Regions from separate parts of the Homo sapiens genome. Here region 2 is linked to region 1. The links are chromatin loops, found by intact Hi-C in ENCODE. Cell type or tissue: HCT116. All regions are shown on one strand. Links, peaks and the distances in the headings refer to the core of each region. The heading gives the core; the rest is flanking DNA. Region 1 overlaps CFAP61 (cilia and flagella associated protein 61). Region 2 overlaps RALGAPA2 (Ral GTPase activating protein catalytic subunit alpha 2).

Region 1 (16,902 bases), core at 5,970-13,969:
TATGAATAATGCTGCTATGAACATTTGCGTACACATCTCTGTGTGGACATGTGTTTTCAATTCTGTGTATGGAATTGCTGGGTCAAATGTTTAACTTTTGGAGAAAATACCAGACTTTTTCCAAAATGGCCACAGCATTTTATATTCCTACCAGCAATGGATGAGGCTTCCAATTTCTCCACATCCTTGCCAACATCTGCTATTGTCCTGCTTTTTTATTATAACCCTCCTAGCAGAGGTAAAGTGGTATCTTAGTGTGGTTTTGATTTGCCTTTCCTTAATGACTAATGATGTTGAATGTCTTTTCATGTGCTTATTGGCCAGTTGTATCTTTTATTTATTCATTTTTTTTAAAAGTGTCTATTCGAATCATTTGCCCACATTTTATGTGGATTATTTTTCTATTGTTGTGAGAGTTCTTTGTATATATTCTGGATCCAAGTCATTGGCATGGTATGGATAGTTAAAAGCCTCCCAGGTGATCTGCATATATGCCAAGTTTGAGAACCACTGATGTAGAACAAAGCCTCAAACTGCTCATGTCATCCAAGTAAGAGAACTTTTCATTCCAAGTTTCAAGAAAAGTAATATTCTTTAAACAGCTCTTACAGTTTTAACAAATAATGAGAAATGAGTAGATGAAGAATCATGAATTAGAGGGTGTGGGCTGCCTTTTGGGCCCAATAGGCTGGGCCTTCTGATTTGTTTAGAAAAGCTAGAAATTCCAATTTTTACATAGACTTTCATAATTTTTACAATAGCTGCTAATTCAAAAATATTTAATCATATATAACTTGAATCAAATCATGAGAAAACATTGTACAAATCCAAATGGAGACATTCTACAAAATAACTGACCTGTACTATTCAAAACTGTAATTGTCATGGAAGATAAAGACGGATCGGAGAATTGTTCCAGATTTAAAAAGGCTGAAGAAACAGAGCACCTGAATGCAATGAATGGCCTGGAATTACCTCTGCCATAAAGGACATTCCTGGGACTGTCAGAAAAATCTGAATGAAGTCTGTAGATTAGATAAAAGAATTGCAGGAACTAGCTGGGCACGGTGGCTCACGCCTGTAATCCCAGCACTTTGGGAGGCCAAGGCGGGCGGATCACCTGAGGTCAGGAGTTCACCTCAGGTCAGCCTGGCCAACATGGTGAAACCCCGTCTCTACTAAAAATACAAAAGTTAGCTGGGCGTGGTGGCGCACACCTGTAATCCCAGCTACTAGGGAGGCTGAGGCAGGAGAATTGCTTGAACCCGAGAGGCGGAGGTTGCAGTGAGCCGAGATCATGACAGTGCACTCCAGTCTGGGTGACAGAGCAAGGCTCCATCTCAAAAAATAATAATAATAATAATAATTACAGGAATCATAATTACTTGGCTTTGATCATTGTATTGCAGTTATCTAAGAGAGTGTCCTTGTTTTTAGGAAATATACATTGAAATACTTACAGGTAAAGGGGCATTATGTATGCAACTTACTCTCAAATGGTTCAGAATATACATGAGAGAGAGAGAGAGAGCCAGCAAGAGAGAAAAAGAGAGAGAGAGAGGGAATTAGAAAGGTTGAACAAGAGAATGATAAAACAAATGGGGTTGGATGTTAACATTTGGGGAATCTGGGTAGTTATAAACTTTCTTTAAGTGTGAAACTATGTCAAAACAAAAAGTTAAAAAAAATACCTTTCCAACTCAAACAAAATCCATCTGCCAGCAGAACGCTGGTTTGTGACTTCTGAAGTCTGAGATTTGGGGATCCTCAGAAATCCCCCTACGCACCCCTGGGGGGTCTTTTCCATTCCCTCTCACTCTAGGGACAAGGCAAGAATCTACAGCATCGTGGGCATCTGGAAGGACCTCGCAAAAGACAACCTAAAGCCAGTAACCCAGGGGAGGAAGCTGGCCTGGTGCACCACCTGGAAGGGCAGTGGGAGGGCCGGGGTGGCCAGGGAGACAATGGCAGCTCCAGGGGTGCCCAGCAACGCAAGAGCAACACCACTCACATCCCTCCTTCCTCTCACTAAGTGTGTTCCCACATGAATCAGTCACTGACCTCACACACAACAGCATGATTCTCTTCATCTTGGGCCTCTATTAGTTCGGCCAGGAAGTATTCACCGTAAGTTTCCTTCAGAATTGTGTCATAGCGCATAAATATTGGCATGAGATCGTCATGGTCTTCCACCCTGTTTAATAGAAAGGCTGAAGTTCAGTGTTCGTTCACTCATTTTTTTCCTTCAACAGGGCACCAACTGTGTGCCAGACCCTGTTCTAAGTGCCGGGGCTAGAGCAACACTCATGATATCAACTTTCCTTCTTTTTTTTTTTTTTTTTTTTTTTTGAGAGGGAGTCTCACTCTGTTGCCAGACTGGAATGCAGTGGCGTGATCTCGGCTCATTGCAACCTCTGCTTCCCGGGTTCAAGCGATTCTCCTGCCTCAGCCTCCCGAGTAGGTGGGACTATAGGCATGCACCACCACGCCCAGCTAATTTTTGTATTTTTAGTAGAGATAGGGTTTCACCATGTTGGCCAGGATGGTTTCTATCTCTTGACCTCATGATCTGCCTGCCTCGGCCTCCCAGAGTGCTGGGATTACAAATGTGAGCTGCCACGCCTGGCCTGAACTTTCCTTCTAATAGGAGAAACAGACAATAAAGATGTAACCAATTTAGACAATTCTAAACATTTCAAATAATGATACATGCTTTGGGATAGAGAGTGAGAGGGTCAAGTGGTCAGGGAGGACCTCTATGAGGAGGGTCATCTGAGCTGAGAGCTGAATGAACAGAAAGGGAAGAAGCTATGTTGAAACCTAGAAGTGGAACATTGCAGGCAGAGGGAACACAGTTGGCATGTGTGGGTGTGGGATGCAGGGAAGCACTTGTCATGGGCCAAAGGACAAGAGACTAGGGGCAGCACTTCCCAAGGATGTTCTAAGAAACACCACTATGATATTGTCCCGAGCATCCTCTCAGCCCAAAGAATTCCAATGCCTAAAAACAGTAACCACTATAAGTCCCTTCCTGTTTCATAGTTACATATTAAAGACTCTGAGAAGCACTACAGTAAAGAATATTTAACCTTGTTTATGCATTTTTCAAACACTGGCCCATGGCATCCTTTATTCCTGAGATGCCTCTGCACTTGCCATGGAGGGGAAGGCTGGTGAAGTGATGGAGCACTGCTCACCCTCCTGGGGACATCCACTCCGCTTCCATTCTCAGGACCCTCTACAGAGACCTTGACAACTAGTCTGGCACAGGGGGCGGTGGCAGGTGGGAACAAAAACCAGATTTATTGCAGCTTGGGGAGGCTAGCTCCTGTGTTCCATCTTGCTGCAGGATTTAACACTCCTTTCTTCTTTTTAGCACATTCTTGGGTAAGTTTAGTGCTCTTTTTTACCTGTGTGGGATGTTCTTATACTTTGCTTTTTTTTTTTTTTCTCTGATACTCTTTCTGTAAAAATGTTTCAGCATTGTGTTATTTTTTTCTAGTATATCTGCTTTGGCTACTAATGTCTATTTCCTCCCCCTAGCTTTACTATGCTACCATCTTCATCATCCCATTTTATCTTCTAGTATGTTCTCTTTGACGTTAATAGCAGCTCCATCTACTGAGTGATCAGTATATATATATATATATAAAGCTCAGGGCTTTATCCAGATGATTTCTGCTACTGTGTTTCTCACAGTGATCCCAGGAGGGTGGCACTGCCATTTTCACTTTGCAGAGGGAGGAGAGCAAGGCCCATGGGGATGAGGAAATGCTTTGCCTGAGATGACAGAAATAGTTGGCAGCAGAGCCGTGATATGAGCTCTGGTCTAGTGACTTAAGCCCTGCCTTCACACTCTGCTAAGCTGACAATGCACTTCAAAATCTTCCTTTATTTTGACTCTTCTTTTGAACATTTGTAGCTGGAAGCAAAAGAGTTGAGAGGGGAGTCCTTGGCTAGGGGCCAGAGGTTATCGTCCTGCCAGCCCTGCCACCATTCCTCCTGCGCCCTGCAGGAACGAATCCCCTGATCCTGCCACAGCTGCACTTCCTAAGTCTAAATGCTTTAAACTGAATGACCGCATGCACTCTGGATGAAAATCTTCACCCTGCTCCCAGGATGAAACCTTTGCCTCTGCTGACACAAGTGTAACGGTTGAAATGATGCTGGTTTTTCATTAAAAACAGTAAGTATCTTGATGGAAGAACTACACAGTTGAAAAGCCAGGTCTCTGGTCTATAAAACTTCAGAGGGAAGGAGGGAGCCAGCCAACAAGACCACGGTACAAGGAGGAAAAAACACACACAGAAGATGACAACTCGGGATGGGAGGGACCATCACCATGACTCCACAGGTTGAATCTTCTTGTTAACCTCTTGATATGGTTTGGCTGTGTCCCCACCCAAATCTCATCTTGAATTGTAGTTCCCATAATCCCCACATGTCATGGGAGGAAGCTGGTGGGAGGTAATTGAATCATGGGGGTGACTGCCCCCATGCTATTCTCATGATAGTGAGAAGGTTCTCAGGAGATATGATGGTTTTATAAGGGGCCTCCCCTTTCACTCGGCTCTCATTGTTCTTTCTTGCTGCCTTGTGAAGAAAGATGTGTTTGCTTCCCCTTCCACCATGATTGTAAGTTTCCTGATGCCTCCCCAGCGCTGCAGAACTGTGAGTCAATTAAACCTCTTTCCTTCATAAATAGTCTAGTCTCAGGTATGTCCTTATAGTAGTGTGAGAATGGACTAATACACCTCTTGTCAAAACTCTCTGGAAGGAGAGACAGCAAAGGGTCCTTAACCAGGCAACCAGATCCTTTGTTTTTTAAAACTGTCAACCTGGCCCTGATGTCATCACCACCAAACAGTCTTATTCCATGATGCAAGGGCATCAGCAGGAATTTCTAGTGATGAGGCTAAAACAGGAAGCCAGAAACAAATGTCAACCATTTTTTGAATGGGTATGACTGTACTACTGATGCTGCAGTCATTTTTCAAGCTATTTCAGCCCTGCAATAATTTACAAAAGGTAGGGCCTTGACCACTTGTCCATCTATTTCTGCATGTGATCACTGAGCATTATCGGTGGTCACCTGTGGCCCAGTGGACTGAGGCGCCACCATAAATGCATTAAGTCTTATGGTGCTCTTGAAGAGATTAGAAAAAAAAAAATGATACAGCATAGTGGTCACAGCCTGAGCGGGGGAGCCAGGCTGCCTGGGTCTGGATCCTGCTTCTGCCCAGCTGTGACCTTGGGTACTTTACCTCTCTATGTTACCGTGTGTGCATCTGTCACAAAAATAGCAAACGTTAAAAAAGGGTTATGTGCAATGTTATTGTTATTATCATTATTACTTAGGCAGGAGAAACCAAAAAGAACTGAAGAATTTCTACAGTCAGTGGGTGGAATAAGAGAGTTTCTTACTACAGAAGCTTGAATCACTGCACTCACTTCCCATTGACTACTGTAAGGAGAAACTCTGTCATTCCATCCACCATCACTAATCTTCTTAAAACCCTGCTTTCTTCATCTTACTTTAAAACTTTTACATGCAGCCATAAGAAATAATGAAATCATGTCCTTTGCAGCAACATGGTTGCAGCTGAAGGTCATTACCCTAAGTGAATTAATGCAGGAACAAAAAAACAAATACTGCATGTTTTCACTTATAAGTAGGAGCTAAACAATGGGCACTCAGGGACATAAAGATGGTAACGATAGACACTGGGGACTTCTAGGGAGGGGAGAGAAGGAGCAGGGTATGGGTTGAAAAACTGTTGAGTACTATGCTCAGTACCTGGGTGATGGGATCAATTGTACCCCAAATCTCAGCATCATGCAATATACCCGGGTAACAAACCTGCACATGTACCCCCTAAATCTAAAATAAAAATTGAAATTATTTTTTTAAAACTCCACTTTTGCAAGCTCCCCACTGTTTCTGGGATGGGCACAAAATTCTTTGCCTGCATCTTTCCACCCTAGTCACCAATAATGATACAAGTTGATTTACTTATTGTCTCTAGAAGGAGACTTCACCATCTTCCCTCCTTCCCACCTCTATTTCTAGCCAGTGCTCTGATCCCCTTGCCTATCCCCAATTCCAGCATCCTCCAAAGCTCATCTCCACCCTACACCCTCCGGTGACTCTTCTCTCCCAACTTCCCTTCCCAGGAACCCAATGATGGGATCATCACTGGATATATATTGTCCAGTTCTGGTGCTAATTCTTACGGCCAAGGTGTGGCATCTTCCCAACCACGGAAAATGCTCTTTAGGGACACAGAAGGAATTCTGTAGCAGTTCTTTAGCATGTAACCCAGCAGCAATAGCCAACGTGAACTGGGCCCTTACCTTGTGCTGAGACCTTGCCAAGGGTCCCATTTACACTGACAGCAGTGAAGGGCAGAATTTTTATGCCCAAGGGGCAGCGTCTGGGCAGTCTGAACCTATGGTCCCATGCTGGTGGCATCACAGCCCCTCTACTTAGCCTTCTGACTCTACTGACTAAGAAACCGGCAAAGTCCATAAAAAATGATGAGTTCATGTCCTTTGTAGGGACATGGATGAAGCTGGAAACCATCATTCTCAGCAAACTATCTCAAGGACAAAAAAACCAAACACTGCATGTTCTCACTCATAGGTGGGAATTGAACAATGAGAACACATGGACACAGGAAGGGGAACATCACACTCCAGGGACTGTTGTGGGGTGGGGGGAGGGGGGAGGGATAGCATTAGGAGATATACCTAATACTAAATGATGAGTTAATGGGTGCAGCACACCAGTATGGCACATGTACACACATGTAACAAACCTGCACATTGTGCACATGTACCCTAAAACTTAAAGTATAATAATAATAAAATTTGAAAGAAAAAAAAAAAAGAAACTGGCAAAGTCACTTCAATGCTAAGACTTGGTTTTCTCATGTACAAAAAACAGGTAGGGACAAGAATAGCTGCAAGACACAGATGACGCACTAAAGCCTGCTCTCTGGGGCACACTAAGTCCTTAGCAAGTGTTTGTTCTCCACGTGAGCCCTCAGAACCTTGGCAGAAAAAGCCTAGAACATTCCAGGAACAACTCACTTCCCCACTTAACCTGCCAAAAGGGCATTGCTAATAAGAGGTGGTGGCTTTTCTCTGTAAAAAAGAGTCCTTGATGATATTGGCTAAGAATAATTTGTAAAAAATTCTAGGAGAGAGTAGTCAACAAATCCATTTTCAAACGTTTTGCCAAAAATAAAAGGTTGCATCAATATTTATTAACAGACATTTTAAATAATGGAAAAATAATTCAATAACCTAATCATTTAAGTGAATGAAGACAGCAATCACACACAATCAACTGTGCACCATAGGCTTTTAAATATACGATGGACACAGAAATATTACTCTGTAGCTATAAACATCAGGAATAAAGGTTCCGAAAGACCCAGAGCCCTAGGCCTGCTCATGAACCTCAGCAGCCCGTTAACAAAGTTATCCATAATCATACCTCAACACGAATTCTTCTGGGAAAAATAGAAAAACATCCAAATCTTGGAGTTCTGAAGAGGCTCTCTCTTAAGCCCTTTCCCAAAATGGATAAAGAGGAACTTGTTCTGCTAAATGCATTCCTTGGGGTAATTGATAATTTATGATCTTGCATCAGCCCGAGTGCTAATGATAAAGTATGACATCAGCCTCACATAGTCTCAAATGGCATATGACAAAGTCCAGCCCCACAGAAACAAAACACCCCAGCTATGGAAAACAACTCATGCAGTCAAATGTTTCAACGTGACTGTTCTGAGGCAATGAGCGCTGCCTGTCAAAGTCAGGATGCAAGGAGAGCCACTGTGAATTTGGCACCGCAGCGTCACATGCCCTGGCACTGACAGGCCGCACAGTGTTCCAGTGGCGATGAAGATGCGGAGTTTATAGATCAGCACAGAGTGCAACGGAAATAGTACAATTCTCTGAGCGAAAAGCAAAGTTACTTTATATCTTCCATTCTGAATGTGTCTTGGAGGGGGCAGCAATGTGCTTGTTAACGTCATCAATTATACAATATTTTATTTTAACTTCCCTGGAGGAAACAAAAGGTCCACCTCATAAACACTTATCAATCTCTCAGACACCCAGATTTCCATCAGACTCTGAAAACTGTGCCATGTGAAATGGAGTTGAACACACACCTTAAGGAAATCAACCCCCTTTCAGGACACCCTACTTGGGAAATGGGTGTCTTCTAAGTCCACAGCTAGAAATGAGCCGGTAGCTCTCACTGGCTTCCTGGAAGGTGGGGAGAAGTGAGGACAAACTCCCTCAGCACTTCCACCAGTCGGTTAGCTGAGCTTGCTAGGAGCACCGCGACATCCAGAACATGCAGAACTCTCCCTCGCAGCCTGATGGGTCTCTGGGTGACACGCAGATCCTGACATTGCTTCATCACCTCCACAGCCTGGCTGCTGCACTACATGATTACGGCCCCAGAGGAAAACCTGCAGGCCTGCTTCCCTCGAGTCTGAGAGGTGTGCATCACTTCCCTGCCAGCACAGAAACCACTGCAAATGCACAGATGGAAAACTCACACTTAAGGACTGGAGTGACAGCAGCAGCAGCAGCAGCAGCAGCAGCAGCAGCAGCAGGCCACCTCCGCATCCAGAATCCTGGCACAGCCTCCTCATTCCTGTCTGATGATATTCTCCATATCCAGAGAGGATTTGTATTTAAAGCTGGACTTTAAAATGTACAGTTGTAAAATGTACAACTGAATGTTGTCACTTCAAACACCATAAATATATTTCTTCAAACCTGTGTGTGTGTGTATTTTAAGAAACCAGTGAATTAAGAAAACAAGTCATAGAAAATCTAATTTAGTGGTAGTGATAGAGAATGCAGTGTGTTCTAGTTAAGCCAACTTTTTACCATGAACACCATCTCAACATGGGGTAGGAGAACCTAAGATCGGCGTCAACTAGATTTTTCTTTCACTTCAGGTATGCAAAACCAAGCACCCTTTTTCTTTTCAAGATCTCTTGTGACCTCTAGTGGTCTTCTTTAAGAAAATCAAATCTATCATTTCTAAACTCCATATAGTATTCCACTGTAGAACTTCCAAATGGGTTTTGGAGTCATTTAGCTTCTAGTCCTTGGAAAATGTCATGATTTTAAAAATTATGAAGGGTTTTAAGCTCAAATTTGTCATGTGCTTTTCAAAGCACATCTGATCTAAACGTCCATCCTGGGCTAGTATGGCTCCAGCTGGACTTGGCTCCACCATAGACTTGGTGGTCACTTACCAGTCTTATTCATGAAGATTGTTGGGGGAAATCTGTAATTGCCCTATCCCTTCTTTTGGAATGCTTTAGGATATTCATAATTATTCATATGAAATTGCTCAGAAGTCAAGTTTAAGTGGATTTCTAAAAAGCATGACATGGGACTATCAAATGTTTCATTAAAATGATTGCCTTAAGAGTTAAAAGTTTGTAATTACAAACCACCCATCTTAAATCTTAAAGAATGTTTTTTTCATCTATTTTATTTCTTTTAATTTCAATAGTTTTGGGAATACAGGTGGTTTTTAGTCAAATGGATGAGTTCCTTAGTAGTGAATTCTGAGATTTTAGTGCACCCATCACCTGAGCAGTGTACACTGTACCCAATAGGTTGGATTTTATTCCTCACCCCCTCCGAACCTCCCCCTCCCCAGCCCCCACGGTCCACTATGTCACTCTGTATGCCTTTGTGTCCTCATAGCTTAGCTCCCACTTACAAGTGAGAACATACGGTATTTGGTTTTCCATTCCTGAGTTACTTCACTTAGAATAATGGCCTCCAGCTTCATCCAAGGTGCAACAAAAGACATTATTTTGTTCATTTTTATGGCTGAGTAGTATTCCACGGTGTATGAATATCACATTTCCTTTAACCACTCATTGGTCGATGGGCACTTAGGTTGGTTCCATATCCTTGCAATTGTAAATTGTGCTGCTATAAACGTGTGTATACATGTATCTTTTTCATATAATAACTTATTTTCCTTTGTGTAGATTCCCAGTAGTGGGATTGCTGGATTGAGTGGTAGCTCTACTTTTAGTTCTTTAAGGAATCTCCACACTGTTTTCCATAGTGGTTGTACTAGTTTACATTCCCACCAGCAGCGTAAAAGTGTTCTTTTTCACCACATCCATGCCAACATCTGCTGTTTTTTGACTTTTAAATTATGGCCATCCTTGCAGGAGTAAGGTAGTAGTATCTCACTGTGGTTTAATTTGCATTTCCCTGATGATTAGAGATTTTTCATCTATTTTAAAAAGCAACAAGGTTGAGCCAATTTAATCAACCATTGTTATCAACAAAGAAGCAATACTCCACTAAGGAAACCAGTTATTTCACAACATTGTTTGAAAGCACATAATCCTTTCCTTGGCCAAGTCTCCTCCCAGCCCCAGGAGGACTTGAAAAAGACAGGTTTTCCCCCAGAAAAAGAGCATGCCAGTAGTTTCTAAATCTGAACACATCTCAAATCCACCATGGATGATTAATTAAGCCCACTGTAGATTTTAGAGGTGTGTCCAGAAGTAGCTATGCTTTATTTCAGATAGTATGAAAAGTACAGAACAGTAACTTCACTAATTACTGTCTAAGTAGATGGGCAGATTACAGCATAATTTTCCACATGGGTAAATCAAAGAAACAGGACAGGGGATTACAGTGTTAATTCATTGGTTTTGAATGTGTCACTAGCCAAATGGCTGAAGGATAATTACATCCCCAAACCCTTCACTGGTTCAGTGTCTTACGAATTGTGTTCTTCACCATTAACTATCAGTGCAAGTAACTATCGTTGAAACGGATGTCAAAAAATACATGTGAGGGAAATAAGAGAAAGGAGGCAACCTAAGAGGCACACAGCCACGCCCATTTGATGTTCTGTAAAGTCTCCATTTTTCTAGCGTTGTTAAGGAGGGAGGTAGTCCACACAACTGCAATCTCCAGATACATGAAATTCTGTGCCTGCAAGTATCAAAACTCGAATCTGAACATGTGGATAGAGGGCTTTCTAAAATGTGCCACACTCTCTACCTTCTGCAGGCAAAGGCACTGACTGCCATACTGTCACCATTTCCACACGAATTCACTACTGTCCACTTATCTTCTAATAAACATCCCTTCCTCACTGCAAAGTACCCACTGTCACCTCTTTGCTATCATTCCTCTTGTGTTTTGCTTCTTTCAGATTTTCTATGGGCACATCAGGGGCTGTATGTGCAAGACCTCAGGTTAAGGTATCCAGGTTTATTTCAAGTTTTGTGAACCTTGTCCACTGAAGGTTATAGTCCATAGCACTCAAGTTTTCAAGAGAAAAATGGAAGAAAAGAAGGAAGGGGTGTAGGAAAGGAGGCAGAAAGGGAGACCAAACCATAACCATCTGTTACCAAATGCTTACTGGGAGCCTGGCACTGGGCTGAGCACATCCCACATCTTTTCTCCTGCACCCTGCATCCTGAGTGACAAGTAGGCTATTAGCGAGTAAATTAACAGACAATACCTTACTAAAAAGTGAAAGGAATAGGGAATTTTTGAATGGGCTGCTTCTATACATGTCATTTTCAGTGTTGGATTTATATACAAGTTTTCTATTACAATAATCCCTTGCTGAATAACTAAGTTGAAAGTCCTTAATTAAGCCCTACATACCTCCAGAAAATGATAATTCCCAAGATACAAATCGGGTATCCTGACTAAAACTTAAGAAAATACTTTTAGAAATTTGCCTTTGTCAGTTGTAAGTAACTCATATCTATCCCCTGCCCAATCCTTTGGAATTGTCTAGAATTGCCTACTTTGTAGGAACATGTTTAATCATCTGGTAGGATGATAGCTTAACTGGAAGTTACTTTAAATTCAAGTATTTTATTCATTTAAAATGGAACCTGTAAAATGGCACTCAAACTCTCACAGATTTAGACAAATGCAATTTAAAGCAACAAAATACTATTTTGGTCTAACAGGGAACCTTTTTTCTTTTCTTTTTTTTTTTGAGATGGAGTCTTGCTCTGTCGCCAGGCTGGAGTACAATGGCACAATCTCGGATCACTGCAACCTCCGCCTCCCAGGTTCAAGAGATTCTCCTGCCTCAGCCTCCCGAGTAGCTGGGACTACAGATGCATGCCACCACGCCCAGTTAATTTTTGTATTTTTAGAAGAGACGGGGTTTCACCATGTTGGCCAAGATGGTCTCAATCTCTTGACCTCGTGATCTGCCTGCCTCAGCCTCCCAAAGTGCTGGGATTACAGGTGTGAACCACTGTGCCCGGCCAGGAAACAGTTTTAATAACTGAAAATACTCAGCACTGATGAAGATGTAAGGAAACAACTCTATTTGGTCAGAATATAAATGGATATGATATTTACGTTGAATAATTTGGTGGCATCTATTTTTAAATCTTAGAATTTGCAAACATCTGGGTATTTCCTACACCAAATTCCACATTTAGTTATCTGTTGTACACTACTATATATGAATGCTGGATGATATATGTACAATGCTGTTTACTACAGTATTATTTTTTATAGAAAAAGTGGTAAATTTTTTACAGGAAACAACTTAAATTAAATTTCCATAAATAAGCAAGAGCTAAATGAATTGTATTAGAGCTACATGATGGTTAGGCCATCATGGACCAGGCACCATCAGAAAAGAAAGAAATTGATCTCTAAAGATGATAAATGATGAGATGCTATGTTAAGTGAAAAATATAATTAACAGAACATATGATCATGGAGATATATATAGGTATATATGTAGAGAGAGTGCATGTATGCCACTATACTTGTGTGTGTATAGTTACATACACAGAAAAATGAAAGAATAACTTTTACTTTTAAGTTTTATGATTTGAAACTAGAATTCATTTTATTAAATAAACCCATCTCCCCAAAAAATTAGTAAATGGCATAAAAAATGAGAGATTTTAAAATGAATATAAAAGTGTAACAATTGTTACACTACTTACAAGATCCTAAGTAATTAATTTGTGGAGATTCTTGTAATTTAAAAACTGAAGGTAATATTTCTTTAAAAAATATAATTTCCTGAAGGACAGGAGGGTCTATTTGCCTCCCCTGACACTAACAAGAGACACTTTATAAATCAGGAATAAAAATTTGAAAGACATGAGAGAACCAATTAAAAATGTCATTTCATACACAAAATTCCATTTCTTCAGACTGCCTTTGGCTTGCATTAGTATTTGTATCATTATCAAAGGGTTTTATAAAGAGAGGATTATTTAGCTATTAATAAAAAGAAAGTAATGAAAGATCATTTTATATGAGGAATTTTCTTCTCTCAAACTAAATTAGGTAGATAATATGTATCTGAAGTTCATCTGCTTCTTGGTGAACTTCGTTAAGAGACATGCTGCCCCGCTCTCAGAATGCAAATAAAATGCTCCACGTGGATAGGAAAAACGGGATCACATTACACTGTTTGCATAATGTTCAGCATCTGCAGGTAGGTTTCTGGCCTCCCTCTCTCTGCTTCCCTTCAACACAAAACTTCTCTGAAGAGCAGTGACTTTCTCCAGCAAAAAGGAAAAAAAAAATAGCACTGACTACTCCTTTGCTTTCATTTCCTTACCTCCCATTTATTCCGCTCACTGCAATTTGGCCTCTCCTGTGAAACTCTGCCCTTCAAGGAGTGACAAGACCACACCCCAAACCAAGAGTTCAGAAGTAGGGCACTGGTTACTGAGTGGCAAGGTTGGCACAGAGGAGTCAAAGGGATGAGCTTGAGAGAAAACTGAGGACTAGGTCCTGAGGAAGGCAGAGTTCAGAGTCATGAGAACAAGAGAAAAAGAGGAGAAAAAGAGCAAATCAGGCTGTGGGTTGGGGAGAGGCCAATGTCTGGGCAGGAGGGCCCCCTTCCTCTCACCCAAAGTTCATCTGATTTTTCTTTAATAGATACGGAAGCATCCAAGTTACCTATTTTTTCTTAAATGAGTTTTGGTAATTTGTGTTCCTAAAGTAGTTGGCCCATTTTTATCTAAATTGTTAGATTTATCGACATTGAGTTATCTGTAATGTCCCCATATTAATCTTTCAATGCCTGTAGGATCTGTAAGTGATACCACCTCTTTCATTCCTGATACTGGCAATTTGTCTTTTTTCTTGGTCAGTTTGGCTGGAAGTATCAGTTTTATTCATCCTATCTGTGCCTTTTTAAATTGCCAAATCTAATGGCTTCTCTTTTACTTAAATAATTTCATTTCCCTGCATCTTTTGCCACTTTATGAGTCTTAATTTCTTCTGTATTCCTCTCCCTCTCTTCTAGTTTTCATTATTCATAGCTCATTTTCATCTTTCAAAGTTCTGCCCTGGTCCTGTGCTTTTTCACTGTGCAATCTCCCCCTCAGCAAGACAATCTCCTTCATTTCATGATCTCCCCACTTACTGACAAACTGACAACTCACAAATGTGTATCTCAAACCTGGCTTCTCCCTCTGTTTCTATTTCCTACCTTCTCCTGTCCATTTAAATCTATTATTTCTACTTTCAGTTAATGAAAGCACCATTTCCCCTAAACTTGAAAACCCTGAATTACCATAAACTCCTCATCCCTCAACTCCTCCATCCAACTGGTAGCCAAGCGCTACTCTCTAACATGTCTCTCTGTATCTATGCACCTGACCTGATCCTTTCCCTACCACGTAACCAAAAATAAAATTCTAAGCTCCCCCAAACCAATGGAATGGACTCCTCCTCTCAGCCAAGGGTATTCTAACATAAACCTGAAATACCAGTTCAGCGCATGATGGGATTGGGTGGTCGGTCATGCCTCATTATACTTTCCCTTTGGAATTTAGGAACATTTGACCAGGATTAACATGAAAACAGAGATCTTAAGAATGACAGAACAGACTCTTTGTAGGAATAAGATACAAACATGACAGCAGGGCAGGCCCTGAAATAAACTGAAGTTTTTTACCCCAAAATATATTTCTTTGACATACTTTGAAATGACCCTGCAAAACTGTCTCTTCGGAGAAAATTCTACATTCTGTGGTGAATCCCCTTCCTTTCCAGGCATTTTTCCTGATCCAAGAGAGAATTAACTAAGAGTCAGGCATATTTTTAAGTCTGATAAAAAAGATTTACAATCTATTCTCTCTGAAGCCTGCTACCTGGAGGCCTCATCTGCACAATAAGAACCTCTGTCTCCACAACCCCTATCTTAACCCAGACACTCCCTCATATTGATTCCAGGTCTTTAGATAAACCCTTTCAATCAACTGCCAATCAGAAAATCTTTGAATCCGCCTATGACCTGGAAGGCTCTTCTCTGCTTTGAGTTGTCCTGTCTTTCCAGACTGAACCAATGCACATCTTACATTTATTGATTTGTGTCTTATATCTCCCTAAAATGTATAAAACCAAGCTGTAGCCCAACCACTTCAGGCACATGTTCTCAGGACCTCCTGGGGCTGTGTCAAAGCCCTGGTCACTTGTATTTGGCTCAGAATAAACCTCTTCAAACATTTTACAGAGTCTGACTCTTGCTGTCAACAACCTGGATCTCTGTGACCTGTCGCTGCTAGAATTCCAGCCTGTGTCATGATCTCCATGATCTTGGTTTCTATCTCTATCTGATTCCTATCTCTGTGGATGCTTTTCACCCATTTTGTATATCACAAAAGTGTAATCAGCAGTACTGTATATGCTTTTCTAAGTCTGCCTTCACTCAGCATAAACCTTCTGAGATTGATTCATGCTACTATATGTAAATGGTTCATTCCACTGAATTGCTGAGTAGCATCCACTGTATGGATGTACCACAGTTTATAAGGGTAAACAACATTAACTGGTGGATGGACATTTAGAGGGGTTTTTTTGGGCGGAGGAGCAGTTGTAATGAAGCTGTCTTCATCTCTGTCTGTGCATCCCGCTTCTCAGCTACCAACATGACAGTTAACTGAAGATGAGTCTCTCCCCACCACTTAACTCTAAGCCCCTTTGTCATAATAATATTTAATATTTATTGGGCCCTTACATGTGGCAGGAAGTGTGCTAAGTGCTTGATGTTCATTAGCTCACAATCATCACAATCTTGTGCTGTAGACAATACGCTTACACCCACTGACAGAGGGAACTTACACCCCCGCAGATGTCACGTTCCTTTTGTAAGTTAACCCACCTCGTGAGCAGGAGAGCCAAGATCAGAATCCAGATCTATCCGATGCCAGCATTACAAACTCTTAACAACGATGCCATACCACTGCTACATGCCTGGTAAATCATAGGCTCTTACTTTTATAAAGTTTTTAAAACTTTTAAAATACTTTTCTAAAGAAAGTCAGCATTCCTCAAACACAGCAATGGCTGATCCCAAAAGATACAATTTATTCTTCACTGATAAGCCAAGCAACCACCTCTGTGAGATGATTTCATAATGCACTCTTATTTCCAAACAGCCACTCTACATTGCTCATGGTTTTGTGAGTCAGAACTCTGGCAGGGCTCAGCTGGGCATCCTCACTTGGGGTCTGTCATGTGGCTGCGATCAGATGTCAGCTGTGCTGTAGATATATGGGGCTCTCCTGGGCTGGGTGTCCACAATGGCTCATTCACACCACAGGCAGTGGAAGCTAACTGTCAGCGGGAGCCCAGCTGGGGCTGTCAACCACCCCTCCCCTTGCGAACATGTGGCTTCTCCAGACTTCTTACATATGGCTGGCTTCCTCCAGAGCAAGCATCCTGAGAGAGCCAGGCAGAAGCTTCCCAGCCTCACAAGTCCCAGAGCATCCCTTTGGCCACGGTCTACTGGTCAAAGCAGTCACAACCCACCCAGCTTCAGGAAGAGAGGACGGAGCGCCCAAGGCTTGAAGAGAGGAGTGGCAAAGTCAC
Region 2 (16,902 bases), core at 3,548-11,547, 320 kb before region 1:
AGCATTGAAGCCCTAAGGATATTAGATAAGAAAATGTCAGATGATACTGCTCCAAATTGCCCTTGCAATTAATTCAGTTAAGATCCCAGCGCTGTGTTTTTTATGGCTACTAAAAGAAATGATTTTTGGCACCCACAAGCTCCTTGGCTGTTTCTAAACGCTGCCAGAGCTAAGGGGATATTTGTTTTCTCTTTGTCAGGGTGTTTACATGCCCTGGCTTGGGCCATGAGCGAAAATGTATTTGATGATCTCCTGGTCTCACCCCAATCCCTAATGGATGTTTGTCTAAATGACAGCACCCAGTTTAGCACTGTTAACACTCCAGTTAGTGGGCGGGAGAGTGTGGGCTGTGTGTGACAGTCGGGGGCATGCATGGCAGGGTCAGGAACCTTCTATGAAGGAAACACTTGCTCCTCCAGGATCCAGTTCTGGAAGCACCTTTATGTTTTCTGTCTCCTACTGCCTTAATTTAGGAGTCAGACCATAAATATTCATTGAATCAGAGAATCTCACAACTTCATTATTACTCCTCTAAATATAGTGCTGGACTTCCTCTAAGGTGCCCAGATCTCTCAGCCTTGACAAGGACAAGCTTATGACAAGAACAAGCTTATGATAGTGCCATCCAGGATTGGGACGGTGGGCTGCCGTCTGGGGTCAGTTCATCTGGTATTATGCAAAACGTCCCTTTGTAGGTTTGATCATGAGCTTGATTAACATAGCCAGCCACTTTCCAGATACGTGGCTTCCGCAGAGTAGTTAGCAAAATGCGCACGCATTTCCTTTTTGTTCACCATTGTCCCAAGCACTGTATGTGGATGTGTTGGACGCAGTGGGGCCTTTGAGGAAACAGCAGGACGATGCTAGGCAGAGCATGACAGGTCTTTAGAGGGACGTGCTTGCTCTAACCCAGGCCCACAAGCAGACGATGGACTGAAAGGGGGAGCCATGAATTGAGCGTTGACAGCGGGCCACGGCGGTCCAAAGGCTCAGGTGGTTGTCAGCCATAAGTTTAGCTCAGCTCTTTGAGTAATTTGTCACGCCTCGCTCAGCCCCTGCTGGGCCAGCACGTGCCAGCTTAGTGTCAGAGTGCCTGTTCGCCAGACGGCCACTCAGGCCTAACGTCCTGCTGTTCCCCGGACCAGCGGCTTGCTGGGGCCATGCACGGAGGGCCGAGCCGTGGCGACAGCCAAGTGCTGTGCAGAATAAGTGTGTTCATAATGAGACGTGAATGGCATTAGTGGGTCCCTCTAGAATTGGGCCTGAGCAGGCGCCTCTCGCTGAGGAAGTTTGGCAGCCTGTTCATTAAGGCGAGTCACCAGGAGTTCAGCCCACAGTCAAGAAGCCAGTTCAGGCTCATGCTGCCCAGGCCTTGGGCGGTTGTGCCCATCTATATAAAAGATCATAAATCATTAGAGGGGCCACTTTGGAAATCTTCAAACACATTTTCCTTGCTTGAGGTTGTATAGAACAAACTTACGGAGAAATTCTGGCAGCACGCTGTCCAGTAGTGCTTTCCACGGTGACAGGCACATCCTGTATCTGTGCGATCCAGTATAGAACCCCTAGCCACGTGCGGCTATTGAGTGCTTAAAATATAGCAAGGTGGGGGGAGGGGCAAAGCAACTGAATTTTAGCTCTTTACTTTAATTAATTCAGATTTAAAATGAGATATCCACGTGTGGCTTGTGGCTACTGTATGGGATAGCACAGCCCTAGAATGCCTCTGGTCTCCTCACGGTATGAAAATTATCCTCTGAATATAACTGAAGGAGTAGGGAGAGGAAGAGCCTGCATTTAGAGATCGGTGTGCACACTTTGCCATAAGAAAGCAGAAAAGTATTTGACCATTTAAAAACACGTGCTGTCTTGAAGGCTGATTGAAAGGACATAATTGTCACCAACTTGTATTTTTAAAGAGGCCATTTTGAAAAGATAGTTTGAAAATGTAGTGAGAAATGCTAGAGTTACTTTTCCTCTTCTGGAGCTGCCAATAATAAACTGATGGTGATCCGCATTCCCTGTGTTCCCGGAGAATTAGCATGATTTTCAAAACGACTGAAACATGTCTTTTAACTTTTGCATTGATAATGAGGAAGGGGAAAATGAGACGTCATGCGGACTTCCCCAAGTGTTAATTCATAACGTCGTATGTGCAGTGCCTCCATCCATTGTGGGATTGTTCTGACGTTATCCTGTTATTGGAAGTGCATGATTCACCTTCTAAGGAAACAGAAGCCACACACAAAAGGGGAAGATTTGCTTTCTGCCCTGTGAAAGCCTGCCACACGCAGGGGTCCTATTAAGACAGCTGGAAAGTTGCTTCAGTGTGTTACGCTTGTAAGTTTTATTGGTGACTGGTTTTTGATTACACATTTGAATGCTGTGTGTTCCAGACTGCAGTTTTAATTAAAAGGCAGTAGTCTTTTTTTTTTAAATTGCACTGTGCACTCTTGGTAGATTCTCTCACATAGTAGTTCTTATTTTCCAATGTTCACAGCTTGTCTTGGTTAGAGGCTCTGATGCCCCCTCAGAATCTATCTTCCTAGCCTTCTCTCTTCCCAGTAACTTGCATCTTCTTATTTTTAAGAAGCGTCTGCACTGTCGTATCACCAAGTTGCTTGAAGTATCAACTCATATGTCAGTAGGCTAAGAATGTTTTATCCACTGAAATAGGATGTAAAAGATCTACCACTGTCAGTGGAAAGAGATGCTATTGCAATCAGTATCTCCTGTTTTTGTTTAAATCGACCCTAATGATCTTATGATGTTATTCTGTAACTGTTGCTTTACATGTTTTTTAGTGTTATTAGTATTTAATGCAATTAAAGTCTAAGAGAAACTTAGGTCTCAAAACCAGAATTTGGGTATGAATTATGACTAATACTTAATTTTCTGCAAGATGGTAAAGAACCTGCAGGATACTTTTTTACACAGAAAAAATTGCACAACGGTATTAAAAGTGAATTCTGTCACTGCTCTGCATGCCACTTTGCACGTGCACTTGTTTCCTTAACCGATTACCGCAGCTATGAAGAGCGAGCTCTGTATCTCGAAGCAATAATTCAGAACCACCGCGAAGTAATGACATTCGAGGATTTCGCAGCCCAAGTCTTTTCTCCCTCTCCCAGCTACTCCCTCAGCGGAACGGGTGAGTGTCTACATTATTCTTCTCTCACGCGCTTAAGACGCATTCGAGCAGCAGATGTACACCTGTTTTTCACAGATAAATGCTTTGCAAATTTAAGAAGAGCATTCTCCCTCTGAATCAACTAATGAATATCAAAAGGAATGATGACATTCATTTTAATTTGTTTTGTATTCGAGCTGTTCACTCAGTTCCTTTCTTCAGCTATCCTGTTAACCTTCAAATCTAGCAAGGTTAATGAACTTTTTCTCAGTAATGTGCTCCGGTTCATTCAGGAGTGTGGGTTTCTTGCTGAGCTGGGAATATGCTGTTTAAAAGCGATGCCCGAATCAGTGCTTACTTATCAAAAAAGAGTTCCTCACAGTGGAAGCCGTTGCTACTAATGCTAAATGGGGATTATGCTGCCGAGATTCGAAGGTCAGGGATTAATGCAGGAGACATGGAAGGACAGTGTCCCGGGGTCCATCATTACAGCAGTGCAGTGTGCGTGTCTCTCTGGAGTGGTTTGTGTCATGTGGACAAGCCGCCGACCGGAGCAGCACCTGGTGTGGAACCCGTTTAGAAACTAGCTTACAATAATTTTCATTTATTAGGGCCAGTGGAAAATTGTGAAAGTTTCCATAGATTTCCTTGTTTTTAGGTTTTTATTCTTTTTATATTTCCAGTTTGGGGGGAAAAATACATGTATTGCCACTTAAACAGATTATGTGATTACTGTGTGTTTCTTTCAAATAATAGAATTATTACTTGTAAATTTCTGCATATAATTACAGATTAATTGCCTTTCAGAGAATAAATGGGATATTTAGCCAATGCATGTTGAGATTCTCAGTGAGGAGCTTCCTTCTTCTTCCACTGCTTTAAATGAAACTGTTAGAGTGCTTAATAGATTTCTAACCTGTGTCAATTGTCTCTGAACACTGCCTTACTTCTCCTATTCTGACTTGTTAACAAATATCTTATACACAAAGTGAAAAAAAATTAAATCCAGTGAAATAAATCACTTACAAATAAAATCAGCCATGCATCATTGTTTAACATCGCTGGCCTCAATCCTTGCCTCTCAGAGCTTTGTTGGGAGATAAGAGGGAGAGGCACGCACTTGCGCAGGGAGCCAGGAGCAGCAGGCAGAAGGCTTGGGAGATAAGCAGGCTGGCAGAGGTGCAGGAGCAGCGTGATTTGCATAATCACGCCTCTGCTTCCTGGTGAGGCGTCAAGGAACACTGGGATGGCCTCTATTGATCTTTGTTGAACTGGAATACTAAGCAACATGAGAAAAGCTTATAACTTAAAGCTTTGATTAATGTTTCTTACATTAAAAAAGTGGAACAGCTGTGAATTGAATTCTTTTATACACTCTGCCAACATTCTATCTAAGACAAAAACAAATTCGTTTCAAGGGAAATGAAGATTTCATACTCGGTCTGGCTAGAGATTTTAAATCGTTTCTAATTTTTCAGTGAAAGAACATGAGGGATCTGTAGCAAAGCTAATTTTAAAAAGATCTCATTCAGCTTTTTCCCACCCTCATGAGATTATTCCCCTCTTCGTGAGGACTTGATTTTTCAGTGCAGGTTGTTTTTTGTTTTTTGTTTGTTTGTTTAACTCTTGAGAAAGCTTTTTACTTCTTAAAATTAAACACGTAAATAATAACTAGATGTTTTCATTCCTTAACTGTTACATTCTTAAGATTATTAAGATATTATCAAAATGAATAATGATGGACTTTGTTTTCTATGTATATTTTAGCCTCTGTATAAACTAATTTGATCTTTTCCAAACATCCATAATTATTTAAACCAATAGAAATGAGTGAGATTCTAGGAGCAATTTGAGTTTTTAAGAACTCTACTTGGAGAGGATTGTCAATAGGCTTCTTCAAGAACGTCATATTTTTGAAAATTGCTTAGCAGAATGAAGATTCTGACAGCATGTGAGGGTGGGCATTGGAACTCTTCTAAAAGGAACGTGAAACCAAACATGGAATATCAAGACAAATGCTACTCCCTCCGCTTTTCAAATTATTAACATCAGTATTACATTTCATAGTGTTCATGGTTTAAGGAATTCAGTGTTGAGTGGGAAACATTTTTATACGTCTATCATGCCTATCCTTAAGTGTGATTTTTAAGTCTAGGCATAATGTTCTGTTTTAATTCTTTGCATATCTTCTCATAACGCTGAGTAGGAATGAACTAGATATAATCTTGATTTGAACTGAAATGTGGGGCAGTACAATGAGGACAGAGCATTTCAGCACCATAGACAAGCACGTTTTCGGAAGCATCTTCTAGCTTACATACTGGCTTCGCTTTTGAGGAATCCCTGTCCACTATCTGTTACTACTTCTACAGATGAAAACATTTGTCATTTGTTTACACTGTTATGTTCTTGGGACAAGGGCGATCAAACCCAGATGAGCCAGCCAGCTTAAACTAAGAAATTGAGGTGAAGTCTGTTCTTCCAAGCAACAAGCCAACTGGAAAAATTGACCCTGAGCGGCTTAAGCTCCCACAGTGCACTTAGGACCCAATCAGACCATCTCTGGCCCTCAGTGTCATCAAAGCAGGGCCTTGGGCTTGGGCTCACATGCGTATGCACAATCTGAGGAATTAGGGGCTCCTAGGTTTTCTTTGTATCCTCACCACCAGGACTTTATTATTAATGAAGAGGGAGCATCACCTGAACACTGCATTCATTCTGCACTGTATTGGTAGCAGCAAGCCAGAAAGCAGCATGCAGCCCCCACTTCTAGAGGGAAAGCCCCAAAATCAGCCTTTAAGTCTGAAGTAAAAGTGGGAGATGCACTCGGTGGGAATGGCCTGTGCCTGAAGCTTCCACTGTTGGAAAATGCCCTCTGCTTCTGACTCTCCCCATCCAGGTGCTGTTACCCATCCGCCCAACAAGCCCTGCGGGGGTGGGTTGGCCAGGTGAACAGGCTTGCGTTCAGGATGCGCCGTCAACCACACATGGTGGTGTAGCTGCTAATATATGAGCGCTCGGCATTTTTCAAAGAGCTTTCAAAACAAAATCTATTTTCCTAATGAGAAAATATTTTTAAAGACCATCGTATCTACCTTGTATCTATTCCATCCATTACTTGTATTGATAACACCTGACATGTAAAGATATTTCAACTACTTTTTTACCTAGCACTATAGTTTACCTTCCTTTTTTGACCAGCATTAAATAATCTAAAATGTAGCCAGTATTAAAATATTGGTTGCAATTAACATATATATGTTTTATGTATAAATACATTTATATACACATATACATTTCTCTCTCACACACACACACATATTGGGGTGGGGGACTAAATTTGTGCTTTCAATCATATCACCAAGAAAGAGGGACCGGCAGAGAGGCCTTGAAAGGGTTAACTGGAATGGGCACCCTCGACTGCTGGGAGGGACTGATGTAATCACTGCAGCTCACAGCCAAGTGCATCTGTTCACCATGAGGTCATTCTTCTGCATGCTAATGATTTGGAAAATCAAGTCTAGTGTTTGACATTATCAGAAAAGATATAAATAGTGTAAATCTTTGCTTTTTAGAAGTTGCTCTTATAAAAGAGAAAAAAAGGAACTTTACATTGGACCTGAGATTTTTTTCAGAACTGCCTTAAAGATTGTGTCTGGATCTAAAAATTTTGGAGGAATCCACTTGTGTCTGTTGATCAATCAATCCCCAGATCACTATTACGGTCACAGCTAGCAATCTGGTAGCCAAGGGCTACAGGTATGTCTCATTTAATATCTAATTTTAAGAATTTCCAAGTGCCTTTGTCAGAAGTTGATAGATTTTTCTCAAAGAATGTTCAAAACCAAGTTAAATGAGTGGTTCTTCTCGGAATACCCAAACTGACTTGTGTTTGCTGAAGATGCCAATACTACGTATGGTTCCTTTCTGCTTCAATATTGCTATAGAGAGCCAGCAGAGGGAGCACAGGTCTTTGTTTATTTGTTAGCCCTGCATAAACACAGCATTTGATTTCTCCAAGATATGGTCAGAAATACTTCCTCCTTTATGATAGGCTGGATTGTCAAGGCTCCAGGATTTAGAACAAGTGGGAGAAAATTCCTCACTATGCTTCATCAGAGTCTGCCACTTTTAATGTAGGTCGTATTTGGAGCTTAAACCAGATTAGTCTGAGTCGGTCTTAGGATGCCACTGCCATTCCTGCTACTGCACAAAACTGCAAACTTTCATCTTTCACACAATTGCTTGGATGCCCTCGTGGAAAGGGTTATTATTGCCACTTACCTAATGAAAAAGACTTCTGTAGCTTTTCTTCTACAACACAGTCGTTATGTTAAGTTTGCAGAACCTTTGCCAGAAGACTCTGCCTGGTGTCACTGAGTCATTTTGGTGGCCAATAAAATCTTCTCCTAAAACTGCAGATGGAGGCACTTATGTTACACATTCGCCCCAAAGCAAATCTGAGATGTAGACACTACACAAACTCCTCTTAGAACTCACCAGCCTTTGCCCAGAGGGATATGGCTACACCCAGCTTTTGCTTGCTAAGGCCTCCGCGCCATATGCAGCTCGTCATTCCGCATGCAGTCCTGACAGGCAGTCTTCCTTGGCCGTTTCACTGGGCAGTTAATAATCAAGTTAATTCCCAGAAACAGCACAAGTAAATCCTAACCCAAACCACCAAAAAGAGTTTCCCCGCTCATTGAAAGGATAGTCATGTGACAGACTCATCACATTCATATTCATTCCCTCCCTGTTAAAGTGGTCTTAATACGGTTTTAATTAATAGTGCTTCTTTTGAATTGTATGTGTTCAGCTTCCCCATAACTTTGCTGAAGCCAGCAAAGAACATCATAGAATGTTGAACTAGAAGGGACTTCAGGAAAGATCATGTCTAACCCTGTCACATTAATTTGGAGCAAGCTGAAGACCAACCCAGGAAGGGACCACCGAAGGTCATGGGCAAGTTGGAATCAGTGCCAACTCAATCTTCACCTCCCCATTTCACATGGAAATGCCAGCCCTGTGCCCACCCTATAGTGATAATCCCATAATCAGAGCCGTAGCTACCAGCTCTTTATTCATACTAAAGGCCAGAGTCAAATTTTACTCTATTCAGATAATACAGAAGTTTTCCCTTTTGGTCTCACTCTGTCGCCCAGGCCTGGATTGCATTGGTGTGAGCACAGCCCACTGCATCCTTCCCGTCCCAGGCTCGAGCAATCCTCTAGCCTCAGCCTCCTGAGTAGCTGGAACTACAGGCATAAGCCACCACATGCAGCTAATTTCTGTATTTCTTATAGAGACAGGGGTTCACCATGTTACCCAGGCTGGTCTTGAACTCCTGGGTTCAAGCGATCTGCCCACCTCAGCCTCCCAAAGTACTAGGATTACAGGTGTGTGCCACTGCACCTGACCCAAAAGTTTTCCTTAAATACAAACTATCTTATATGACCATCTATTCAATAACTCAGCCATCCCACTCAGCACCCTCAGCACACTTGGCTGTAGCTGGCCAAAGTGTTGCCACATGTCCTACAGACAACTGCCTTGGACAGATGTTTCTTCTACCCCCATAATCCCTTCTGGACACAGCCCAAGTCTTCCTTCCCTCATAACCGGCTTGATTCTGACCACTTTTGCTTTGATTTTTTTCCAATTTAAGATGTATTCTTCTTGGAAAGATGGTACAACATTGATAGAAAGTTTTTTTTACCAGCTATCATTCCATCACCAAGACCCAGTGGGATTCAATTCTGGCTTCACATTGGAATCCCCTGTGAAGCTGTAAAGATACCGATGCTTGAGTCCCTCCACTAGATTCGGATTTATTGGTCTGGGGTGTGACCTGAGCATGGAATTTTAAAAAAGAAAAAAAAGAAAAAACTGAGGGTATTTTAACGTGCAGGCAGGACTGAGAACCACTGCCCTAAATCCTCTCTGAAATATTTAGGCCTTAATTTTAGTGCCATCCGACTTGTGGTTACATATATCTTGATTTTCCTTAGCATATGTAAGCCTTTATCCTGCGTGTGTGTCTCCTCTCCATAATGGACTGTAAATTCTTTAGAGACTGGTACATGGGATTTCTTTCCTACATGCAACAGGAGTGAATAGAAAGGAGGACAGAAAGGAATCAGGCTGTTGCTTTAAGCAGCACAGGTGTGTCTCTAGACCACAGATGTGTGGGCCTGATGCAAGATGCAGAGCAAACACTCGTAATTATGTTTCATCTGTCCCCTCCTTCCCAGTCTCTTAGTGAAAGTGGGCCACCGACAAGAAATCTGATAAGAAGCCGGTGTGGAGAAAGGCAGGGGAAGTCAGGAGCCAGCGAATCCACAGACCGAGTAACTGAAACTTGATTCGAGGTGCTTTCGTAGATGGTCTCGAGGGTTTTAAAGGGAATTATCGATCACCTTGTTTAGCACCACTTTAGGCTTCGTGCTTCTTCATCCCTTTGTTCTTTTAAAACTTTTTTACTCTCCTCAGTGTCAGCTCTGGAAGAGATGAGACAAGCATTCTTTTCATTTGCTTGGCTAGGAAAGTGCCACTGCTACCTGTCAGATGTTACCATCTCTGACGTGGTCCTTGTTGCCCCTGGAGGCTGCCACTGAGCAGGACTGTGCAGGGCACTTCAGGCAACACAAACTAAGGCTCTGGGAATCTCATGCAGGCCTGTGTCTCTCCTTCCCTTGTGAAGCTTGAAGTCTTATTGGAGAAAAGCAGACACTCGTGAGCCACACACAAAAAAAATGGCTATTTATTAATAAGCTCAGATAAGTTTCCTCCAAACTATAACCACATGTCAAAAAGATAGCCAGCCAGTGGTTTAGGCCAGTTGGGTTGAGATTTCCCTGAGATGGACCATGCCATTTGCCTTGTCAACTTGAGGAGAATGAAAACTTGCCTCGTTTGTATTAGATATTCTACTAAGCATCCTGCCAGTTGGTTTGGAACTTCCCCACATTGCCTAATGTCTGAGAACTGGAAGGCCCATGGACAAAAATAAAAAGATAGAGGATAGTAAATGTGAGAAGAGCAGAGAGAAAGAAACCACATGTTTCAGAGCCACTGCGGGGACAGTGACACTCCTGACAACCCTGGGGCTGGTGCTGGGAGTATTCATAGGTTCCCAGAATAAGAAGCGGCCTGAGATCATTCATTTTGAAGTGTGACCTTGCACTGAATCTGTTCCCTTGGCAGAACTCTGAAGGTGCGGTTTTTCTGTGAAATGCTGCGTTAGGTTCTGGGTTCCCAGTCCTTACAGAGTTTTAAGTGCAGGTGGCATCTTCCTCCTGCCTGACTGCTAATTACAGCTCAGGGGACGCTTTAGCAGTTGCCAAGAGATGGCTGGCAGGTACCAGGAATTTTTCTCAGAGACAATTTTTGGAAATAACTCTTAATTAAAGCTTATTTGAAATAACCTTGAGAATGTATTTCAGAAGAACCTGAAGCTCCCGACACCCCGGGTTCACATTCCTTGTGAATCGTGACTGGCCCTCAAGTCCTCCTGGCTCAGCAGGTGGTGCATGCACAACCTCAGCTGCTGAGGGGCCTCCTAGAAGACTCAGTGGTTTTGCTCAAATTCCTGTTTAGGAACAGCCAAACCAAAGCAGAGGCCAAATGGAACCTCTCTTATTCGCAGTTAAGTCTTCTGACAGAAAGAAGAAAGAATATTTTGTACTACCCTTTTCCAGGAAGATATAGGATGATAACAGGAACTAAACCTGCCGGTTCCTTTTTGCCCATTAGCCTTTAAAGTCCCTCAAACAGCAGAAGGAATAAAATCCCTTAAAAATGGGAAACATGCCCATCCATTTGAAATAAGTAACTTTACATATTTACAGCATTGATGTGGCCAAATTCACTTCTCAGTACACAAGAAACCTAGTAGCATCACAGTAGACAATGCCGAGAAAGAATAGGGAAAACCCTATTCTATTTTGTGGCCACTTCAAGAATATGAGACAATAAAATCCAGATGCATAGAGGACACGTTCCACCTACCTGTGCCCCCACGCAGAGGCTCCTCTTGCCTTTCCCGCAGCACTCAGCTGTGACCTGTGGTGGGAACCAGTGGCCTCCACCATCCCAGCATCTGTCTTCTCCTGTGTGGGATTGTGTGATCTGTGAGATTGCCTGAGGATATGGAAAAGGAATCATGGGTATGGCTTGGGAAGGTTCCACTCCCCCATACCCCTAATCTCAGGCAAAACAGGAAGTGTGCACACCTTGCCTTGCCAGTGCTGCTGAATGTGTATGGGTAGACTCTGCAGTCAGCGTGCATCCCAGAGCCCACGTGCAGTCATTAGGGAAGCCCTGCTCCCTAGCTACATCCCTAGGGTGCAGAGAAGCAGCTGGAGAAACAGCGCAACTCCAGTTAGCACCACAGCCTCCAGGTAACATCTGGGCATGCAGCTTCGTGAGGCTGGGCGCTCCGGACCAGGGTGACAGTCGCTGACCCAACAGCATCACATGTGAGAGTCCCAGAGGAAATAGATCACCACGGAGAAGGAAGGAGGAGGCCAGAAGTGGAAATCTGTAGCCCGCTAGGCTGACTCTGCTCTTTCTCCCACTTACCCAAAGCTAGCAACTTGCCAGAGGCCAAATTGAGATATTAAAACTCAGGTCCACTTAAGACCCGGGGACACAGAGGGATGCACCTTTGCTACAATTTAAGTAGATGCGAACTGCAGCTTCACTCCTCAGAGCATCTCATAAAGCCCACGAAAGTGGGTTTTCAGACATTCATCCCATAAATGTTTACCAAACACTGAATATGCCAGTTGCAGAGATGGGCAAGACAGACAGCAGCCCTTCCTTCACTGGAGGCTCACCTTCCAGACGGGAAAGGAGACGGCAGTGTCTGCTCTCAGGAGCTGAAGAGTACTGAGGAGAAAAGACAACAGGGAAAGAGCCTTGGGAGTGCCACTGAGAAAATCCAACACACCTGGGGTGGGGGCGCACTTTAAAATAGGGGGTCAGAGAAGGCCTCCCTGAAAAGGCGGCGTGTGAGAAATGACAAGGAAGGAGGGGCAGGAAAGAGCAGGTGGAAGGGCCTGAGGCAGGGACTTTCCTGGCACAATCAAGGAACAAGGAGCCCAGCCTCCTTAGAGCTGAGTGAGCCAGGGTGGGCAGGAAGAACAGGAAGGTCAGAGTGGCCTTACGGGCAGAGGGCAAGACCTTGGCTCTTGCTCTGGTGAGATGGGCAGCACACAAAGATGTGAAGCAGCAGAGTGCTGTGATATGACTCTTCCACGAAGGTCAGTCAGGCTTCAGTGGGGAGGGTGCACTGTGGGGATGGGGGACAACTTCCATGACAGTTTACTCGCCATGTATTCCCATCTCTGGGCACGCAACAGGTATGTCATATGTGTCTGGTGAATGAACAGATGTTATGCTTATACAATAGGTGTTCTGCCTGAACATTCCCTGGGGGGCACTAGAGGGGCCCTCAGCGGTGCCCCCTCACTCCAGCACCACAGAACATAGCCCCTGTCCTGGATTGCCCAGACAGGCAGAACGTGGAGCTCAGCCACGTGTCCCGCCCTGCCCTCAAGACCCTGCAGATCCCTGTAAGTTCCAGTGGTCATGAGCACGCGTGTGCGTGAAGAATCGCGCAGATGGCCATCCCCACTACACAGAAAGTGATTCAAGAGACTTTAAACAACTCAGTGACACAGAAGGGCAAGGATGGGAGGCAAGGCTCCCTAGCTTTTTTTACTCTTACAAAAATGGTCTCCAGGACTCTCTGTGAACTGTCACCATTCTTTATGTACATGTAGAGATTTGCAGTTTACTGCACACTTTCCCCAGAGTCCCCCCTCCCATGGGGCAAGATTTCTCTGACAGTTGAGGAATGGAGGCAGGCTGGTTTTTCCATCACCAGGTGGCTGGTCATGTCCAGACCAGAGCTCGAGCACTTAGGCCTCTCCATTCTCAGACAGGACTCATTGCTCCACCCTACAGCCCCGCTGCCTCTCCGTGCCTGCTGTGGGGGACCCACCCACAGGAATGAACAACCCAGTGGGGGAGAGGAGCCCTTCTTCAGTGGCAATGGCAAAATGTCCCTCCCTGAAGGCAGAAAGGACTGTTTTCTAGAATGTATGGCCTGTACAATTTATACAGTGGCAAAGACCATGCCACTTTGGCACGGATAACTGAGAAATTTAGCTAAAGGGTTGCCTACTTTGCAATTCAAAAGGAGCACCACAGAAATAATTCACATATAGGAAGTATCTTAATTATGGGCCAAAATTCCTTTCTGGGGACAAGACAGTTTTTATCGGTAAAACTACCAGACATTTCCATTGCTTCTGCAATGTTTCCTCAGACACCTCACACAAATACCTAGAACTCACTGTCCTCCCACAGTCATCATGGATCTAACTGCTACATTTTCTTGAGCTGTTGATTATTAGGGAAACTTTTAAAAAATAGTCCTGAGTGGCACACACACTCCCAGTGTATCTTGGGACAAATCACACAGTAATCCCACCTCACTGCCCCGGTCACTCCTGAGTTGTTTTAAGACAGATCAATTCAAGTTAGAATAAGCTTGGGAGACACCCTGGAAGGGAAAACAAGTCACTGAAAAGCAGTGTGCCAGCAGTGGGTTGGCCCTATTTGCTTTGAGGGTGGTGTGAGGTTTGGGGGGTGGCACAGCAGGAGAGGTGCTGGTGGCATCTACAGAACCTCACAGCTGCCCTCATTCCCCTGCTTGCCTGGGTGCCCCAGGGGATTTTTCTTCTAAAATCTTGGAGCCACTTCTGTTGTGTCACTTTTGGAATCATGGGAATAGTAGTGCCACCCAGACCACCTTCTATTCCATTTTGCCATTTTAAAAACCAGCTTATTGAGATCTAATTCACATACTGTGCAGTTCAACCACATGAAGTATACAAGTCGATGTTTTTGGTCTATTCATTAGGTTATGCAACCATTACCACAATCAAATTCTATAACATTTCATCCCCCCTTTTAAACAGCCTGCTGATAGGCAATCCCACTTCTCCCCGCCCACTCCTCAACTCTAAATAACCACAAATCCACTTTTTGTGTCTATGGACCTGCCCATTCTGGACATTTCATATAAATAAAATCATCCCATATGTGGTCTTTGGTGGCTGACTTCTTTCTTTTAGCATATTCTCAAGGTGCCTCCATGTGTAGCCCATATCGGTATTCCATTTCTTTTTATTGCCAAATATTCTGCTGTACGGATAGACCACATTTTATTGGTCCATTCACCAGTTGATGGACATTCGGGCTGTTTCCACTTTTGGTCACTGTGAATATTGCTGCTGTGAATGTTCGGGTCCTCTGTGGCCACTCACTCATGTGAATTCAGTCTGGTAAAGTACACAGACTTCCCATGGCTAAGATGCAGCGGAAATCTTGGTGTTTATGTTCCATGAGAGTGAGAGAGTCTGGAAACATTTCTTTATGATGGCCTAACAAGAAAGTTGACACCAAGATATTAATTTTAAATTTATAATTTAGTTTAATTTAGTCATAGAGCCACACACAAGTACATTATAGTCATGGGAGAGAAAGAAAAAAATGCCAGGAAAATTTTTTTTACCAATGATCCACCTGCTCACTTAGCCCCTGCACGGGAGCAGCACGTATACAGGCACACGCTCCATGCACTTTCCCTTCCTCCCTCCCTTCCTGTCCAGCTGTCCCAGCTTTCGGCTTCTGAACCAAGGGTGATGGGCAAGACCAACAACCAGAAAGAGGAAGCCAAACCCAGAGTCAGAGCCAGGGCCAGGACACAGCCACTGCTGCTGGATTGGAAATACTGGAAGCCATCCTTGGGCCATTTGGAGATGTTAATTAGGCTGGCTAATTCCCACTGGCCTTGGGTTGCCAGTGTTGAGTGTGTGGGCTTACCCCATCCACTGCCTGCACCTGTTCCCTTCCTCAGAGCCATTCCAAGGGGTCTGAATAGCCCAGACAGCTCTCTGATCTCCCACTCTGTCCGCCTTCCTGCTGGTAGGATATTTAGCACTTGCCTAAAGCTGGAGCCCTAGTCCACTGTTTCTCTCCCTCATCCATGCCAGCTCTCAAAATCATTCTCTTTCCTAATTATCTTGAACCAGTTAATCATTTTCCACACTGACTGTTCAGTAACCAGGATCCAAGGACAGGCAGCAGCGTTTCTTGTCCTGACCCTGCCCAGCCTCATCCCAGGTGGCGGTTCTGGATGGCAGCCTTTCTTCAGAGGCAAGAAGCTTGGTTCAAAGCCTTGCTCTCTTGCTATCCCAGTGAGTACAGCTGGAGAAAGCATGCCATAGAAAGGCCCACCAATTCCTGGAACGCCTCTGCTAGGCGGAGCCGCACATAACACAACACATCTCCAGCCAGCCTCTTGTTTCCTGTGCTGCTTTAAATCCCTGTTGATATCCAGAGTATCGGAGAAGTCACACAAGGTGGAAGAAGCAAGACATCTTTCTTCAAAAGTGACTTCTGGATTCCCCCGGCTCAACTCTGTGTCTGAGCCGCCAGTTGGCCACAGTTTGGCCTTTTGGTGTCTGAGTTAAACTGCTAAGGGCTGTCCCCGAGGAGTCTCACTCAACTACTCTTAGATATGAGTAGGGCTGGCTTCGATTCCCAGCACCACAAATAGGTAAAAATGACTTCAAATTTAAGACACTGTAACCCTATAACCTAGTGTCACAACTTTTTTTTTTTTTTTTTTTGAGACGGAGTTTCGCTCTATTGCCCAGGATGTAGTGCAATGGCATGATCCCAGCTCACTGAAACCACCTCCCCAGTTCAAGCGATTCTCCTGCCTCAGCCTCCCAAGTAGCTGGGATTACAGGTGCCCACCACCACACCCAGCTGATTTTTTGGTATTTTTAGTAGAGACAGGATTTCATCATGTTAGCCAGGCTGGTCTCAAACTCCTGACCTTAGGTGATCCACCCGCCTTGGCCTCCCAAAGTGCTGGGATTACAGGCGTGAGCCACCGTGCCCGGCTGTCACAACCTTTTATCCATTATCACCCCACCGTGGAGCCTTCTGAGACATTTTGGTTTCCTAATTTGTCCCCTCCCCTGAAACACCACAGAAACACTGTGTATCTGTTTACTTACAGTACTTAGACCTGTGCTGTATGCATATAAAGAGTAGGCTATTTTGCCACCCCAAGGGGTGATATCCCCTCATTAGACTGCATGCTGTAACTTTTCTCCCAGATCCCCTGGAGGCAGCGGTTTCATCTGCTTTGGTCACCACTGTAACCCAGAGCCTAAAACAGTACCTGGCACATATCTGCTGCTCATTTGACAAAGGGATAGGACAGTTAGGCTTTGTGTCTCTCCCCTATCGCCCCCAGACGTCAGGTCCCTCCTGGCCTCTTCCCACCCCCCATCTCCGAGCACATTGCCCTCCAGGTGCCCTCCACACTGCCCAGGTTGGTCAGTGCCCTGTGCGTACCCCAGAGATGTATCAGGAAGCTGACAGCTTACTCCTCTGCTCCACGACTGGAACCCCACCCTTTGGGAGCACCGCCGTGTGTCAAGGGCAAGTGACATTTGAGCCCCATGGAATAATCAAGGCAGCCCCCAACTGTCTCTGTCTTTGCATCTCCTTAACTCAACCATGGATTGGCAGTTACTGAGACATTCTTTGTGGTCCAGCACACCACACCAGGCTGCGTCTGGGGATGCACAGGAGAGGGGCAACCCAGTCCTCATCAGCAATTACAAACAAGTCCTCCATTGTTAGCTGCGCCATCTGCTTTCTTGGTTTCTACCAATCGGGTG

The links. Peaks named below come from ENCODE experiments on the same cell type or tissue, not always from the same donor. Only the 100,000 strongest peaks of a DNase experiment are listed, where the experiment ranks them.
Region 2: a loop joins it to region 1, with 9 times the contacts of the local background. A loop is called at or near these places in 7 of 110 quality-filtered maps.

The regions. Positions count from the first base shown.
Region 1 is chr20:20,076,136-20,093,037 of GRCh38, reverse strand. It overlaps CFAP61 (cilia and flagella associated protein 61), which reads right to left. Exons shown (of 27, transcript NM_015585.4): 7 at 2,062-2,194. Among named protein-coding and RNA genes, the nearest start is that of CFAP61, 32 kb to the right of the region's middle. In HCT116, for the core only: a CTCF peak has its summit at 9,037 (motif pointing left); a DNase peak (open chromatin) is centred at 8,997; H3K27me3 peaks cover 1,122 bases.
Region 2 is chr20:20,398,276-20,415,177 of GRCh38, reverse strand. RALGAPA2 (Ral GTPase activating protein catalytic subunit alpha 2) reads left to right here. Exons shown (of 40, transcript NM_020343.4): 38 at 3,030-3,151. Among named protein-coding and RNA genes, the nearest start is that of INSM1, 39 kb to the right of the region's middle. RefSeq lists an enhancer at 3,967-4,601. In HCT116, for the core only: a CTCF peak has its summit at 7,086 (motif pointing right); a DNase peak (open chromatin) is centred at 7,077.